2 separate regions of the Homo sapiens genome follow, and region 1 is linked to region 2. A link is an interaction called in ENCODE POLR2A ChIA-PET data of the cell type or tissue named here. Cell type or tissue: PC-3. All regions are shown on one strand.

Region 1 (8,000 bases), 550 kb after region 2:
CCCACCCCAGCTAAAAATTTCCCAAACTTTTGAGCTCACTTGAGAACAAATGGATGCACACCAAACCAGTATTAATAAAACCTGGAGCCAGGCGTGGTGGCTCACGCCTGTAATCCCAGCATTTTGGGAGGCCGAGGCGGGTGGATCAGCTGAGGTCGGGAGTTTGAGACCAGCCTGACCAACATGGAGAAACCCCATCTCTATTAAAAACACAAAATTAGCTGGGTGTGGTGGTGCATGCCTATAATCCCAGCTACTCAGGAGGCTGAGGCAGGAGAATTGCTTGAACCTGGGAGGCGGAGGTTGTGGTGAACCGAGATCGTGCTATTGCACTCCAGCCTGGGCAACAAGAGTGAAACTCCATCTCAAAAAAAAACAAAAAAAAAAACTTGGAAACAGCTGAGTTTGCCTAGTTGACTTTTGTTTTTTCCTTTCATTGAGCTGCTCCAAGATATAAATTTAGTTTGCATACCTAATTGCTTTTGTGAGTAAAGTTGCTCCCAACTCCAATAAAGGAACTGACTCAGTATTTTATAATATATATTTGGACAAGCCACCTGCAGATGTTTGTGATCCACTAAGTGAGAGTGGAAGGGATTTGGGAGAGCACAGAGCTGGGAAGTGACCTGGAGCTTAGATCTGCAATTCAGGCTGCCATTGGTCCCCATAGGGGTTATCAGTCAAATGAGCAACTGAAGTTTCCCTACCCCCACACTGGGACTGCCCAGGAAGTCTCATTCTCTGCCCTTGATCAGCTTTAAGATTCCCAGGTTAGAATGGCTAGTCAGTGTACAGAATCTATGGACCAGCCAAACTCTAGCCAATCACTGCAGGTATCTCTCCCTGCAGAGTGAGGCAGTATGTTTGTTCCACCCTTTCCTAGCCTTTCTTGTCCATGGTCTTGTGGGAGTAAAGTGGCTCCGTGGCCTAGAGCAGGTTCGTGTTGGCATAGGACATTGGATCGTGGAGGCCAGTCTACAGGATTGCTGGAGGTGGCCGCACTAAGGATCAAGACATGGGTTTTTCCTGAGCTCAGATGATTTCTCTTCCCCTTTGACTGTTGAAAAATAAAAATGGCTGGGTGTGGTGACTCACCCCTCTAATCCCAGCACTTTGGGAGGCCGAGGCAGGCGGATCACTTGTCAGGAGGTTGAGACCAGCCTGGCCAACATGGGGAAACCCTGTCTCTACTGAAAATACAAAAAAATTAGCCAGGCGTGGTGGCAGGTGCCTGTAGTCCCAGATACTCTGGAGGCCGAAGCACGAGAATCGCTCGAACTCAGGAGGCACAGGTTGCATTGAGCCGATATCGCGTCACTGCACTCCAGCCTGGGCAACAGAGCAAGACTCCGTCTCAAAAATAGATAAATACATACATAAATAAATATGAAGTAAAATTATTTTAAAAGGCATTCAATAATGTTAGGAATTTTGTTATTCTTTGCGAGGGATGTGTACGTTTTTGGCCAATCATCTCCTTTTTGCAAAATTGCCCTCTGTAATTCCTAGCAGCTAGAAAATGGGAGGGTGGGCCAGGTGTGGTGGGTCACCCCTGTAATCCCAGCACTTTGGGAAGCCAAGGTGGGTGGATCACCTGAGGTCAGTAATTCGAGACCAGCCTGGCCAATGTGGTGAAACCACATCTCTATTAAAAATATAAATATTAGCCGGGCGTGGTGGCGCATGCCTGTAGTCCCAGCTACTCTGGAGGCTGAGGGACAAGAATTGCTTAAACCCGGGAGGCGGAGGTTGCAGTGAGCCCAGATCATGCCACTGCACTCCAGCCTGGGCAACAGAATAAGACTGTCTCAAAAAAAAAAAAAAGAAAAGAAAAGAAAAAAAGAAAGAAAGGAAAAGAAAAAAAAGAGAAAGTGGGAGGGTGCAGAAAAACAACAAAGAGGAACTTTTTTGTTATGTGCAGACCCTGAAAAATGTGTTTTTTTCCTTTATTATATCCATGTTAGTGATATTCTTTATTATAGCAAGAGACAGATCTACTTCTCTTACTTCTAAAATCTGTGTATTTAACATATGCCAGTTCTTGGCTGGTCGCCAGTTGGTCCTATTTTTAAAATATTATGTTGATTTTAGCATTTTTGGCTTACTGTTCCTATAATTTCTCTGAGGCAGTAAAGAGTCCTTTTTGAGAAAATATGGTCTCAATCATGGGAAAAGTGACCTCAAAGCTCTGGTACAATTTTTCCTAATGTCTACCTTATCTGTCTGGATGTAATGACTTCTTCAATTAGCCTCTGAGTTCCCTCCTAAAGCTGCTCATAGCTTTCCTCACTTCATCATCTTTACTGAAGAACTCACAGTCTTGATCACGGCTGCACTCCCCATGCCTTACAAAGCTTTCTGTGATGTTCTATTTCAGGGCAGAATTACACACTTCAGCCCTTCAGTTAGGTTGGCTTCCTGGTTTCCAACCTGCTGGATACCATGAACCAGTGATATTAAAATCAAACAAGCACTCGCTCTAGGCATTTGGATTTCAGGCCAGACTTCAGGCTTCTTACTGGCCTACTGGCCCAGAGAGTACCCTGCATCTATCTTCAGGGCACCTTTTTTTTTTTTTTTTTTTGAGACAGTTTCACTGTTGTTGCCCAGACTGGAGTGCAATGGTGCGATCTCGGCTCACCACAATCTCCGCCTCCCGGGTTTAAGTGATTCTCCTGCCTCAGCCTCCCGAGTAGCTGGGATTATAGGCATGTGCCACCACGCCTGGCTAATTTTATATTTTTAGTAGAGGCGGGGTTTCTCCATGTTGGTCAGGCTGGTCTTGAACTCCCAACCTCGGGTGATCTGCCTGCCTTGGCTTCCCAAAGTGCTGGGATTACAGGTGTGAGCCACCGCACCCGGCCAAGGCACCTTTTAACATTCTAGAAAGGGCTTCGATTCTGTAAGCAAAACGTGTCTACCTCAGTGGCTATTTTCAGAATGTGACTCTACAGCAAAGTTCTTCCTGCTCCCATCCATTTCATGGGAGGGGAATCTGCTGGCACAGAATATAGTCATCATTGAAATCAAATGTGGTGGCCCTCTTTCACAGCCTCTTAATCTCCGAATTTAAAAATATTCACCATCAGAAGAACTGGAAGTCATTACGTTAAGTGAAATAAGCCAGGCACAGAAAGACAAATATTGCATGTTCTCACTCAGATGTGAGCTAAAAAAGTTGATCCCATGGAGGTAGAGAATAGAATGGTGGTCACCAGAAGCTGCAAAGGGTGTGGGGGTTGTCGTGGAGACAGATTGGTTAAATGGGTATGAACACACAGTTAGATAGAAGAAGTAAGTTCTAAGTTCAATAGCAGAGTACGGTGACTACAGTTAACAACAATGTATGGTGTATTTCAAAATAGCCAGGAGAGAGGACTTGAAATCTTCCCAACACATCAAAATTATAAACACTCGAGGTGATGGGCACCCCAATACCGACTTGATCATTACACACTGTGCATGTAACGAAAAAATCACATGCACTCCATAAACATGTACAAATATGTATTCATAACAAATTTTTAAAAATATTCATCATCAGCTGATGCTCTAATTTATTCTCAGCATCCAGCAGGGTGGTCTTAATTATGAACAGGGTCAGCTGCAGAAAATGTCAGACCTGGCCACTGGCTTGGTGCCAGGGTGCCAAGCGGGCCGGGGAGCAAAGCTGAAGGACTCCAATTATAGACACATCACTGAGCTCCGCAATTTTCTATTTTCTCCAATTAAAACTGCTTCCTATTCAATTCCCAAACAGTTCCCACTTGCCTGTGGACTTGAATTTGAGCCAGAGCTGTTTCTTAATCCCTACTATTCTTATTTTATACTGCACCTCAGCAGAAATGTCCTTTTCAATAGAGCAAGTTCCTTTTATTTCCACTATGAAGCAAGAGGCTGAGGAGCCAGGAGACCTCACAAAGAGAGGGGTTCATTTATTAGTCACCTTGTTCAACTGGAACGTCAGACACAAAAAAGTGAGGCCAGTTTAGTTTTTTTTGTTTCATTCTTTTCTGGCCTGCTCATGCTGAGGGCAGGCTGAGACAAAGCATACTGAAGAATGTTAAACCAGCTGTTTGTAAATGTTTTTCAAAAGCTTCACTCCCAACTATTTATATTACATTCATATTCATGGGAAGAAAATCTCTGCCAAGACAAAAAAAAAAAAAAACCTCTTAGAAAACCGTCTGAATCCTGCCTCAAAAACTGCAAATGGGCACTTCTGCCCTTCCCCTGCTGAGACCACAAAGAGGGCTCTCAGGAACATAGAGAAAATGTATGAATGGTTAAACCTTATTTAAAATCAGCCTAATTTCCCCAGTGATAGGGTCCCCAAATTGTTTATGCTCGAGTCAGTAAGTACAATCCCCTGCAACAGTACCAGAAGAAGGCCGCCTGAACAAGAACCTTGCTAAAACCTGATGTCCTGTCGAAGTGTGATTTTCTAAAGGGATAATTTTTATACCAAAATGTATCCATTTCTTCAAAATAATCACAAAAATAACACTCTCTAAATACATGTGGACTGTAGAAGGGCTAAGAAGTTGATTTCATTTTGGCATTCCAGTGACTACAACCCAAAGTATGAGGCCATCATTCATCATCAGAGATGAACTGTAGGGTCAGAGAGAGCCAGGATGCCAGCAGCAAGAATTTTCCATTCATCAAACTGGCCAAGATGAAAAAATGAAATCAAATCTATGTTGTTGAAAGTCTGGGAAACAGACGTTCCAAGAAATTGCTGGTGGTAGTGAATGTTGGACGACTTTGAAGAACATTACCTCTCAAAATGTACAAAGCATATACCTTTTGCTATATAAGGTCACTCTGCTATAGGAATTTTTCTGACAGACATACTCACATGTATGCAAATACAAGGACCCTACTAGAAATGCAATGAAATAGAGCACAAAACTATAACAACTAAATGCCCTACAGTATGGAACTAGGAGCTAGTTAAATATGTTATAATACATTCCTACCATGAAATACAATATAGCTATTAAAAAGAAGATGAAACGGGAAGATTTTCAAAGCAATAAGTGAAAAAAGTGCAGAACAATAAATAGAGTTCAATCCCATTTGTGTATAAAAAGGCTATATTTTTCTGCCGGAATTTGCGTAAAACATTTCTAGACATATACTACAAGAAATATTGTGGCTGCTTCTAGGAAGTGAGACTGGCAGGTATTTTATAAACTTCTATCCTGTTAAATTCTATTTTTGACCGGGCGCAGTGACTCACGCCTGTAATCCTAGCACTTTGGGAGGCTGAGGCGGGCAGATCACCTGAGGTCAGGAGTTCGAGACCAGCCTGACCAACATGGAGAAACCCTGTCTCTACTAAAAATACAAAATTAGCTGGGTGTGGTGGCGCATGCCTGTAATCCCAGCTACTCAGGAGGCTGAGGCAGGAGAATTGCTTGAACCCAGATGGTGTAGGTTGAGGTGAGCCGAGATCGTGCCATTGCACTCCAGCCTGGGCAACAAGAGCGAAACTCCGCCTCAAAAAAAAATTTCTATTTTTACCACATGCTTATGTTATTTCTACAATTTTTTTTTCTGAGACAGAGTCTCGCTCTGTCGCCCAGGCTAGAGTGCAGTGGCGCGATCTCAGCTCACTGCAACCTCTGCCTCCCTGGTTCAAGCAATTCTCGTGCCTCAGCCTCCTGAGTAGCTGAGATTACAGGCACGCGCCACCATGCCCGGCTAATTTTTGTATTTTTAGTAGAGACAGGGTTTCACCATGTTGGTCAGGCTGGTCTCGAACTCCTGACCTTGTGGTCCACCTGCCTCGGCCTACCAAAGTGCTGGGATTACAGGCATGAGCCACTGCACCTGGCCCTTATTTAATTATTATTATTATTATTTTTTTTTTTTTTTTGGAGACAGAGTCTGGCTCTATCACCCAGGCTGGAGTGCAATGGTGCAATCTCAGCTCACTTCAACCTTTGCCTCCAGGGTTCAAGTGATTCTTCTGCCTCAGCCTCCCGCGTAGCTGGGACTACAGGTGCCCGCCACCATGCCCAGCTAATTTTTGTATTTTTAGTAGAGATGGGGTTTCACTATGTTGGTCAGGCTGATCTCGAACTCCTGACCTCAAGTGATCCGCCCGCCTCAGCTTCCCAAAGTGCTGAGATTACAGGCATGGGCCACTACGCCTGGCCCAGAAATCCTTTTAATTTGACTTCCTCTTCTTATTGGTAAGAACACTAAAGCTGAAAAGGTTTAGGGACTTGCCAAAGGTCAATTAAGTAGTAACCAGGAGAGGCAGGCCCTGATGCCTGGGTTCCCATGCCGTAATTCAAAAACTGACTTCATATAGAAAGCAAGGAATGACTGTTACTACTTTATGTCCACCCCTTGCTTTGTAGGACCAGCCTCCTTCCCTGTTCACTCATCAGACTTGACAAGTCTTGACTTTTCCTTAACACCGTATCCATCAGCTGAGGGGTCCTGCCAGGGAAGGCAGGCCCAAATGGGAGCTCCGAGTGCCTTGATCAAAGGTAGCATTAACCTCACAAGGAGCAATAATGATTTGGACATGGATGTATTTTTAAAAATTGTTCACACCTCATTGCAGCCCTGCTACTCAGGTACCTATCCATGTGCACACACACATGCGCACACACACACCATCCTAACTTCCAGCTCTCTGGCTCAAACCTAGCACCCAGGTTGATATGCTATTAGGAGTCTGAAGATAATTTTGTTGAATGAGAAATTCTATATAGGAGCAATGTTTCAAAAATGTCCATTCTGGGCTGGGCACGGTAGCTCACGCCTGTAATCCCAGCGCTTTGGGAGGCCGAGGCGGGTGGATCACGAGGTCAAGAGATCAAGACCATCCTGGCCAACATGGTGAAACCCCGTCTTTACTAAAAATACAAAAAAATTAGCTGGGCATGGTGGCACACACCTGTAGTCCCAGCTACTGGGGAGGCTGAGGCAGGAGAATTGCTTGAACCTGGGAGGCAGAGGTTGCAGTGAGCCGAGATCGCACCACTGCACTCCAGCTTGGCAACAGAGCAAGACTCCATCTCAAAAAAAAAAAAAAAAAATGCCCATTCTTTAGCAGTCTGTGTGTAAGCAACAGCTTCACTTTTCAGTGATATTTATTTATCTTTTGAGACAGGGTCTCTCTCTATCATCCAGACTAGAGCGCAGTGGCGTGATCACAGCTCATTGCAGCCTCGACTTCTTGGGCTCAAGCGATCCTCCTACCTCACCCTCTCAAGTAGCTGGGACTACAGATGCGCGCCACTACCCTCAGCTAGTTTAAAAAAAAATTGTAAAGATGGTGGGGGTTGTCTCACTATGTTGCCTAAGCTGGTCTTGAACTCCTGACCTCAAGCGATCTTCCTGCCTCAGCCTCCCAAAGTGCTGGGATTATAGGTGTGAGCTACTGCACCCGGCCTCAGTGATATTTATACATAAGCCTATATAAAATGTTTGTGGCCCAGTTTCCTGATTAAAATAGATTTTCAAAATGATTTGGTGGTGGTTGATCATTTCTTTTCCTGTTTACATGATTTCTTTAGAAAGAAAGCTTCCTGATTGTTAGGGTTCAAATTACAGGGTGTTTGCCTTCTTTCCTAATTTCTTTCAAAGGATGCATATGTCATGTCAAGAGCAAAGATCAAGGTGCCTTAAATGCCTAGCGGGATGAAACTTTGGGACCTACCAAGGGCAGACATTAAAGGGAGACATGCTGAAAAGGACAGGATAGCACATCAGTCTGTCCAGAACAGTGGTGGATAGTGTACAATGATGGATTATTAGATAATTAGATAATGAGCTACAGACAACAAAGCATGTGAAGGCATGTGAGAGGGTGATAAATGGACCCATGTATAATTGAGGACATTTTCCCCTTTCCATAATAACACTCTACATCTGCTTGGCACTTCATAGCTCCAAGTTCTTTCACATAAATTACTGTGGCAAGCAGTTCAGTGCTCATCAACAGCCCTTTATTCCCCATCCTGATCTTGTTCCGG
Region 2 (8,000 bases):
AGTTTCACCATGTTAGCCAGATGGTCTCTATCTCCTGACCTCGTGATCCGCCCTCCTCAGCCTCCCAAAGTGATGGGATTACAGGCGTGAGCCACCGCGCCAGGCCCCCAGTCTACTTTTTAGGTGTAAAGGTGTCAGGCAGATCGCGACTCCTAGGCATCCCGCAAAGTAGGCTGGTCACCTTAGGGGCGACCTTTACCAGCTCAAAAATTCGTCTCACATTAGCAGTGAGGATTCGGGCATCACCCCGAATAACAATCGTTATTTTCCTTACTCATAAGTTTAAGACATGGTACTGGGAATTTAAAAAAATAAATTAGGTTATTTTACTGAGAGAGAAAGAGCGAGAGAGAGAGAGAGAAAGAAGAAGAGGAGGAGGAAGAAAGGGAGGAAGGAAAGAAACCATCATATTCTTTTTTTTTTAAACCATTATATTCTAAATGAAGTAACTCAGGAATGGAAAAGCAAACATCGTATGTTCTCACTTTTTTGTTCTGTTTTGTTTTTTAAGATGGAGTTTCGCTCTGTCGTCCAGTCTGGAGTGCAGTGGCGTGATCTCGGTTCACTGCAACCTTTGCCTCCCGGATTTAAGCGATTCTCCTGCCTCAGCCTCCCAAGTAGCTGGGATTACAGGTGTGTACCACTAGGCCCGGCTAATTTTTGTATTTTTAGTAGAGACAGGGTTTCGCCATGTTGGTCAGGCTGGTCTGGAACTCCTGACCTCAATTGATCCACCCGCCTCAGCCTCCCAAAGTGCTGGGATCACAGGCGTGAGCCATCGCGTCCGCCCTGTTCTCTCTTACAAGTGGGAGCTAAACTATGAGGACCCAAAGGCATAAGAATGATACAATGGGCTCTGGGGACTGGGGGGAGGGGGTGGGAAGGGGGTGAGGGGTAAAAAACTCCACATCGGATGATGGGTGCACCAAAATCTCAGAAATCACCACTAAAGGACTTTTTCATGTGACCAAACACCACCTGTTCCCCCAAAACTACTGAAATAATACTAATAAAATAAAAATAAATTTTAAAAACCCCTAAATCCATTAAGATAAGGCAGGACTGGTGGGTTGGGGCCAGATCACACAGGGGTTTGACATGTGTGTGTTCAGAAACTTATTTGTTTATTTTTAGAGATGGGTTCTTGCTATATTGCCCAGGCTGGACTTGAATTCCTGGGCTCAAGCAATCCTCCCACCTAAGCCCCCCGAGAAGCTGGGACTATAGGTGCATGCCACCGTACCCAGCTTAGAAATATATTTAAATTTTATGAATCAAAAGCCTTAATGCACCAAGAGTTCATCCAGAGTAGGGTGTGGAACTTGGGAAGGGTTTATAGCAGGAAAATGACCACAGCATGAGCCCAGCTAGGCCATGTACCGAGTGGCCTTGGGCAAGTCATTTATTCTCTCAGAACCTGTTTCTTCTTGTAGAAAAGGGGGATCATGTTGATCCCTAACTCACAGGGTGGCTGGGAGCCTTAAACAAGGCCATAACTGCAGTAAGTTCTGCCATGTATTCAGAGCTAACTATATGTTCTAATCACTTTACATGTATTATTACCCCCATTTTAGAAAACAAAAAACACCGTTCCAGTGCAGTCCTTAAGACGGCTTGGGTTCAAATCCCATCTCTGCCACTTACGGATGTTTCCCCATCTGTAGTATGACGAGAATAAATGTGCCTATTTGTGAGGATTAAATGAGACAATACATGAAGGGCATTTAGAATGACAAATAAAAAGAAAAAAAGAGAAAAAAATAACACATGATCAGCATTTAGAATTATTCCTAGTACATACAAGCAGTCAATAAATGTTAGTCAGACATCGAAGTCTCCCTGTGCAAAATTGCTCACAATTTTCTCACAAACCAGCTAGGAGAAAAAGAAAGACAATCCCACTTCTATGCAATGCATGATGAATATTACTGGCAGATATAATCAACACAAAATTACACAGTACTTAACTGAATCTCTTAACAGTTTCTATCTTACTTTCATTGACGGTTATTATTAATAATTAGTAATAACCATTAATTATTTATAAGATATTCCCCACCAGGCCTTAGTATTCTGGGGATATATAAAGCAGGGTTTTTAGAATGAAATAATTAATGAATAAAGTACTCTATATATTATCAATAGCTCCAAAGCATCATAAATGTATGTCTCCAGACCTGTTAACACCAGAGGAATCAATACATTTTCTTGTAATTTTAATTTAAAAAGCCAGAAACTCAGGATCTAGAAGAATTTGCTTTAAAAATAAGTAAGGCCAGGCGCGGTGGCTCACGCCTGTAATCCCAGCACTTTGGGAGGCCGAGGCGGGTGGATCATGAGGTAAGGAGTCCGAGACAAGCCTGGCCAACATAGTGAAACCCAGTCTCTACTAAAAATACAAAAATCAGCCAGGCATGGTGGCGCGTGCCTGTAGTCCCAGCTACTCGGGAGGCCGAGGCAGGAGAATTGCTTGAACCCGGGAGGCGGAGGTTGTGGTGAGCTGAGATCGCGCCACTGCACTCCAGCCTGGGCAACAGAGCGAGACTCCGTCTCAAAATTAATTAATGAATTAATTAAAAGCCAGTAGCAATAAAATTTAATTATACAATTTTTAAGAATATGAAATAAAAAAACAGCAAAATTAAACTTCGAAGATAAAAACTAAGTGAAAAAAAGAAACAGAAAATTAAAAATCCAAAATATTAAAAACAAAGGCACATAACCTTCGCACCTTTCCAAACTAGGATTCGTACAGATGCCACCTAAATGAAAAACACTGCTCGCTTTCCCCAGCCTCTGCCTCTGCCAAGACTCTTAAGTCATAGCGACTTCTGGGCCACCATTGTCCTCATCCAGAATCCGCTTTCTCCCTTTTCCAAAAAATTCCACTAGCCCTACAAACGTGGCCTCTTTGGGAAAGCTTTCATTTTGGAAAAAAAAAAAAAAAAAAAAAAGCGGGGGGTGGGCGCCAGAAGGGTCGGTCTGGAATCTGACCTTGAAAAAGGCTGATTCATCAAATTGAAATATATTAAAAACAATCATATGCACACATACGGGTAACATTTCTATACCAGGGTTCATTCCGGGGGGGTGGGGGGGGGGCGGTCTGGATAAAAGCCACTACCAAAGCGCTATAGGAGAAAACCAAACCATCAGCGCGTTCAATCAATCTTAGTGTTTTGAACCCGCCTCCAGATTGTTTTCCTGAATTGTGGCTGCGCAGAGACTCCGGGGTGGGATGAGAACCAAGACTGCCCCACTGCCTCCCTACCCGACTGACATTGGACACGGAACAAGAGACCTGACAGGGTCCAACAGAGAAACGCGGATGGGCTCAGAGCTTCTTTCCAGACCCGCCAGTCTCTGGTGCAACAGATGATGTCCGGGAAGAGGCGGAGCCAGGTGTGACAGTTCTGAGGGCCAAAGACAGCCGTTGGGTTAATCAATTGTTCTTTGGAGCAGCTTGGACACCTTTAGAGGGTGGGCTCTATAGGTGAAAGAACGGCAGGCGGACCGACCAGAAGTTCGTGCTCTGATGGCCGGGGATGTGCAGAACTAGAGGATGCGGAGCCGATTGACAGCAGGCCTGAGAGAGAGGTTAGCACCCATAGTTCTTCCGCGAGAAGGGGGCGGGGATTGAAACTTGATTGATGGCATTTCCGACCAGTGAGAACGTCTGAGTCAGGGGCCCTTGAGTAGTATGTGTCTTTTGGCAGTAGAGGGTTGGTCCTTACTTTGACTGACCCTCTTATCATCCAATAAACATGCCTACTTGCGTTGGGGGCGGGGCGACTGAGTGCAGAAAAGACGGGATCTTGTCCTTGTCCTCGTTTCCCTTAAAGAGGAAACTCAGTTCCACCGGTAGCTCCCTACCCGCTTATCTGTTTTTTATTTTATATTTTTTATTTTTTTGAGACGGAATCTAGCTCTGTCGCCCAGGCTGGAGTGCAGTGGCACGATCTCCGCTCACTGCAACCTCCGCCTCCCGGGTTCCAGCGATTCTCGTGCCTCAGCCTCCTGAGTAGCTGGGATTACAGGCGCCCACCATCACGCCCGGCTAATTTTTGTATTTTTAGTAGAGACGGGGTTTCACCATGTTGGCCAGGCTGGTCTCGATCTCCTGACCTCAATTGATCCGCCCGCCTCGGACTCCCAAAGTACTGGAATTACAGGCGTGAGCCACCGCGCCCGGCCTTATCTGTTTTTTAAAAGGCATATGATGCTTTAAAAAATTCGAAAGTCACAGATTTAGAACAGTTTAGCTTTTCCGCGCTGTACAGAAACGATGGCCTCACTGCACCTGTGAAAAAAGAGCCGCCCCAGAAAAGGCAGTCTTAGGGTTGGGGAGTTGGCCTAGGATTGGAATTTGATTTGAGATTTTAGGCCTGAGAGGCTACAATGGAGGGCGGGTGTTTCTGATAGAAGATTTCTGGGGTGAGTGATGGAAGGGTTCTAGGGACAATATTGGGGTCTGTGGAGATCAGTAATAGATGGTTAGTGGAAAAGCTAAACTGTTCTAAAGCTGAGACTTTCAAACGTTTTAAAACATCATATGCCTTTTTAACAGATAAGCGGGTAGAGAGCTACTGGTGGAATTGGTCAGTCTGGGTCACCCATGTAGACGCCCATAGTAAGAGCCTATTCTCTGATGAGGCCGACTGGAATCAAACAGCTGATGCACTTCTAGTTCACTGCCCCCTGAACATGGCAATGCATCCACCATCATAGACTGGGCACAAAGTAAAGGACTCTATGTTTCTGACACAGACCATTTGCAGTCTGGCAGTGGTGTGCCTTTTGTTGCAAAGGCCACCCAACTATGGGTCAGTAGTCAAAGCCTTCCATAGATGTTCTATGTGCCCTACCATGGGCAGGTATCTGATATTGTTAAATATTGAAATGGCCTCCTCAAAAATGAACTCAAAAGGATTGCAGAACCTACCTCTCTCTCCTTCTCCTGGTCCACTCACCTTAGTAAGGCAGTTTGGTCACTAAATGTGGCTGTCCCAAGAATGGCATTATCTCCCATTGGGTACCTCAGATAATGGTCGGAACAAAAGGGGTGGGCTATAGAGGCATTTGGGATTCTGCCCTGGCCGTTCCTGGACGTGATGTATTTTTCTTTCCTTTAACAGTAATCACAGGTTCCAGGCTAGCCTAGTTGGTAACCCTCCAGGCAGCAGCCCAGCCCAAAAGAGCCCTAGGGGACTTAAACTTTTTTTTTTTTTTTTTGAGACTGAGTCTCGCTCTGTTGCCCAGGCTGGAGTGCAGTGGCGCAATCTCAGCTCACTGCCACCTCTGCCTCCTGGGTTCAAGTGATTCTCGTGCCTCAGCCTCCCAAGTAGCTGGGATTACAGGCACCTACCACCACGCCTGGCTAATTTTTGTATTTTCAGTAGAGACAGGGTTTCACCATGTTGGCCAGGCCGGTCTCGAACTCCTGACCTCAGGTGATCTGCCCACCTTGGCCCCCCAAAGTGCTGGGATTACAAGTGTGAGCCACCATGCCTGGCTCGGACTTAAAGTTAATTCTGGTCAGTCACCTGAATTCTCTTGTTGGGTGGACACGGTCCTAGATCCTAATGACAATGACCACTTGATTGAGTACACCACTCACCAAGTTCCCATACAGCAGCTCACACTGACTAAGATAGAAGACATAAAAAAAAAATCTCTGTAAATTTTATAAAAATGCCTTTGGCCCTCTTGTACTTGACCCTTCTGGATGAAAGGTCTGGGTACAAATAGGGGATGATTGGGAAAAAGTGAAGTTACAGGCTCTGGGATGGGATACATTGATTTCATGAGGTGTGGAAGGAGAGCATTTGGGGAGTGATATGGTTGGTTTGGCTCTGTGTCCCCACCCAAATCTCACTTCGAATGGTAATCCCCCTGTGTCAGGGGAGGGACCTGATGGGAGGTGATTGGATTATGGGGGGAGTTTCCCCCATGCTGTTCTTGTGATAGTGAGTGAATGAGTTCTTACGAGATCTGATGGTTTAAAAAGTGCATGGTGCTGGGCACGGTGGCTCACGTCTGTAATCCTAGCACTTTGGGAGGCCAAGGTGGGCAGATTGCCTGAGTTCAGGAGTTTGAGACCACCCTGGGCAACATGGTGAAACTCTGTCTCTACTAAAAATACAAAAGGTAGCTGGGCGTGGTGGTGTGTGCCTGTGGTACTAGCTACTCAGGAGGCTGAGGCGGGAGAATGTCTTGAACCTGGGAGGTGGAGGTTGTAGTGAGCCGAGATCACGCCACTGCACTCCAGCCTGGGTGACAGAGCAACACCCTGTCTCAAAAAAAAAAAAAAAAAAAAAGTGGGTGGCTTTCTTCCCTCGCTTTCTCTCCTGCTACCTTGTGAAGAAGGTTCTTGCTTCTGCTTCACCTTCTGCCATGATCGTGAGTTTCCTGAGGCCTCCCCAGCCATGCAGAACTCTGAGTCAATTAAACCTCTTTTCTTCGTAAGTTACCCAGTCTCAGGTAGCTCTTTATAGCAGTGTGAAAATGGACTAATACAGGGAGGGAATATCTTAGACCCTGAGAGGTGCAAGATGGGGAGAAAATGAATGCTCTCTTTGTCCCCTAGATCGAGCACTCACAGCCCAACAAAACAATCATCTGCTCTGCTGGAGTCAAGCAGCAGGTGCAGCTGGCAATCTAACCTGCTGCTAGGTTTGCCATCACCGTCCTTGGGTGACAAAACCAGAAAAAAGCATGTGAGTATGGCTGCTCCTGAATTACTCTGCTGTGCCTGATGCCATCAACAGCAGCTCCTAAACACAGGCTTCCCTCATACCTGTAGACATACGTGGGCCAGCACAACCTTGTTTAGATCTGATTGATCCAAATTCATCTGCTTCTCCTGGCACCCAAGTGGCCTTGGATTATGCCACGTTTAGAGATTTAAGTACAAGCACTAAGATGCTACTTGCTATAGGTGGAATGTTTATGTTACCTCAAAATTCATATGTTGGAATCCTAAGCCCCAAGGTATTAGAAGGTAGGGTCTTTGGGAGGTGATTAGGTCTTGAGGGCAGAGCCCTCATGAAAGGAATTAGTGCCCTTATAAACGGGGCCCCAGAGTGCTCCCTTGTTATTTTCTCCATGTGAGGACACAGTGAGAGGATGGCCATCTGTGAACCAGGAAGTGGACCCTCACCAGATGCAGAAATCTGCTGGCACCTTGATCTTCGACTTCCAGCCTCCAGACGTGTGAGAAATAAACTTGTTGGTTATATGCTACCCTGTCTATTGTATTCCATTATAGCAGCCTGAATAGACTACTGCTCATAACACTTTACCAAACCAATGTAATGGTGAGTCCAATCAAGTTGAACAACAAATGCTGAAGTGAAATGAACTGTTCCCCTTTGGATGGTATATTTGTATATGGGGGGAACAGTAGGTAACAGAATGTCTCTCCACTGGGACAGGGTTTGCTTTGGGGCCCATGTATTGCCCCCTAAATTATTGACAGTATGCCAAACGTCAGCGCATCAGTCTAAATTCCTTTGTGTGGGTTGTAGCGTATAGTAACCTGGCCTTAGTTTTACTACTTTGTAGCTGCCTAAAGATACAAGGCCCCAATCACTGATTACCCCAGCCATTTCTCAGGGTTGTGATGACACCGAGCAACCCTGTGGGATGAGGCAATGTCTCCCTCTGGGGCAAAAAACAGGCTGGATCACCCATGCTCAGTGTTTCTTGGCTGTGATGTAAACCTATTGTGTGTGCAATGTCCACCAGGGACCCTCTGCATCACTGCTGTGGGACTTGGAGGACATGGGGAGCAGGTGCCCACGTGACGTGCAAGCTGCTTGCTGTCCTAGGAGCAGGAAAATCCTTTGTCTCAGCCTCAGGAGTCTCATGTTTTCTGTCAGCATCTCTAAAACATGTTAGCTTGTAAGAGGGTGAAGTCTCAGACCTTTCGCAGACCCTGACAATCAACAGTGGAGGGATTTTTCTTTATGCTCTGACAGTCTCTATGGTCTGGCCACAGT

What was found. Peaks named below come from ENCODE experiments on the same cell type or tissue, not always from the same donor. Only the 100,000 strongest peaks of a DNase experiment are listed, where the experiment ranks them.
Region 1: POLR2A ChIA-PET joins it to region 2 with 5 read pairs; 2 of 35 experiments call an interaction of 5 or more read pairs at or near these places.

What each region holds. Positions count from the first base shown.
Region 1 is chrX:46,579,120-46,587,119 of GRCh38, reverse strand. The region is part of intron 1 of CHST7 (carbohydrate sulfotransferase 7); the gene reads right to left. Among named protein-coding and RNA genes, the nearest start is that of CHST7, 9.4 kb to the right of the region's middle. In PC-3, no CTCF peak of the experiment used is centred here; no DNase peak of the experiment used is centred here.
Region 2 is chrX:47,124,962-47,132,961 of GRCh38, reverse strand. LOC105373193 (a long non-coding RNA gene) reads left to right here and starts at 3,412. Exons shown (of 2, transcript XR_007068223.1): 1 at 3,412-3,597; 2 at 6,587-7,242. LOC107985720 (a long non-coding RNA gene) reads right to left here and starts at 3,638. Exons shown (of 2, transcript XR_001756002.2): 1 at 3,519-3,638; 2 at 1,772-3,413. It also overlaps the pseudogene RNU12-2P. RefSeq lists enhancers at 3,108-3,187, 3,218-3,327. In PC-3, no CTCF peak of the experiment used is centred here; a DNase peak (open chromatin) is centred at 3,701; H3K4me3 peaks cover 1,778 bases.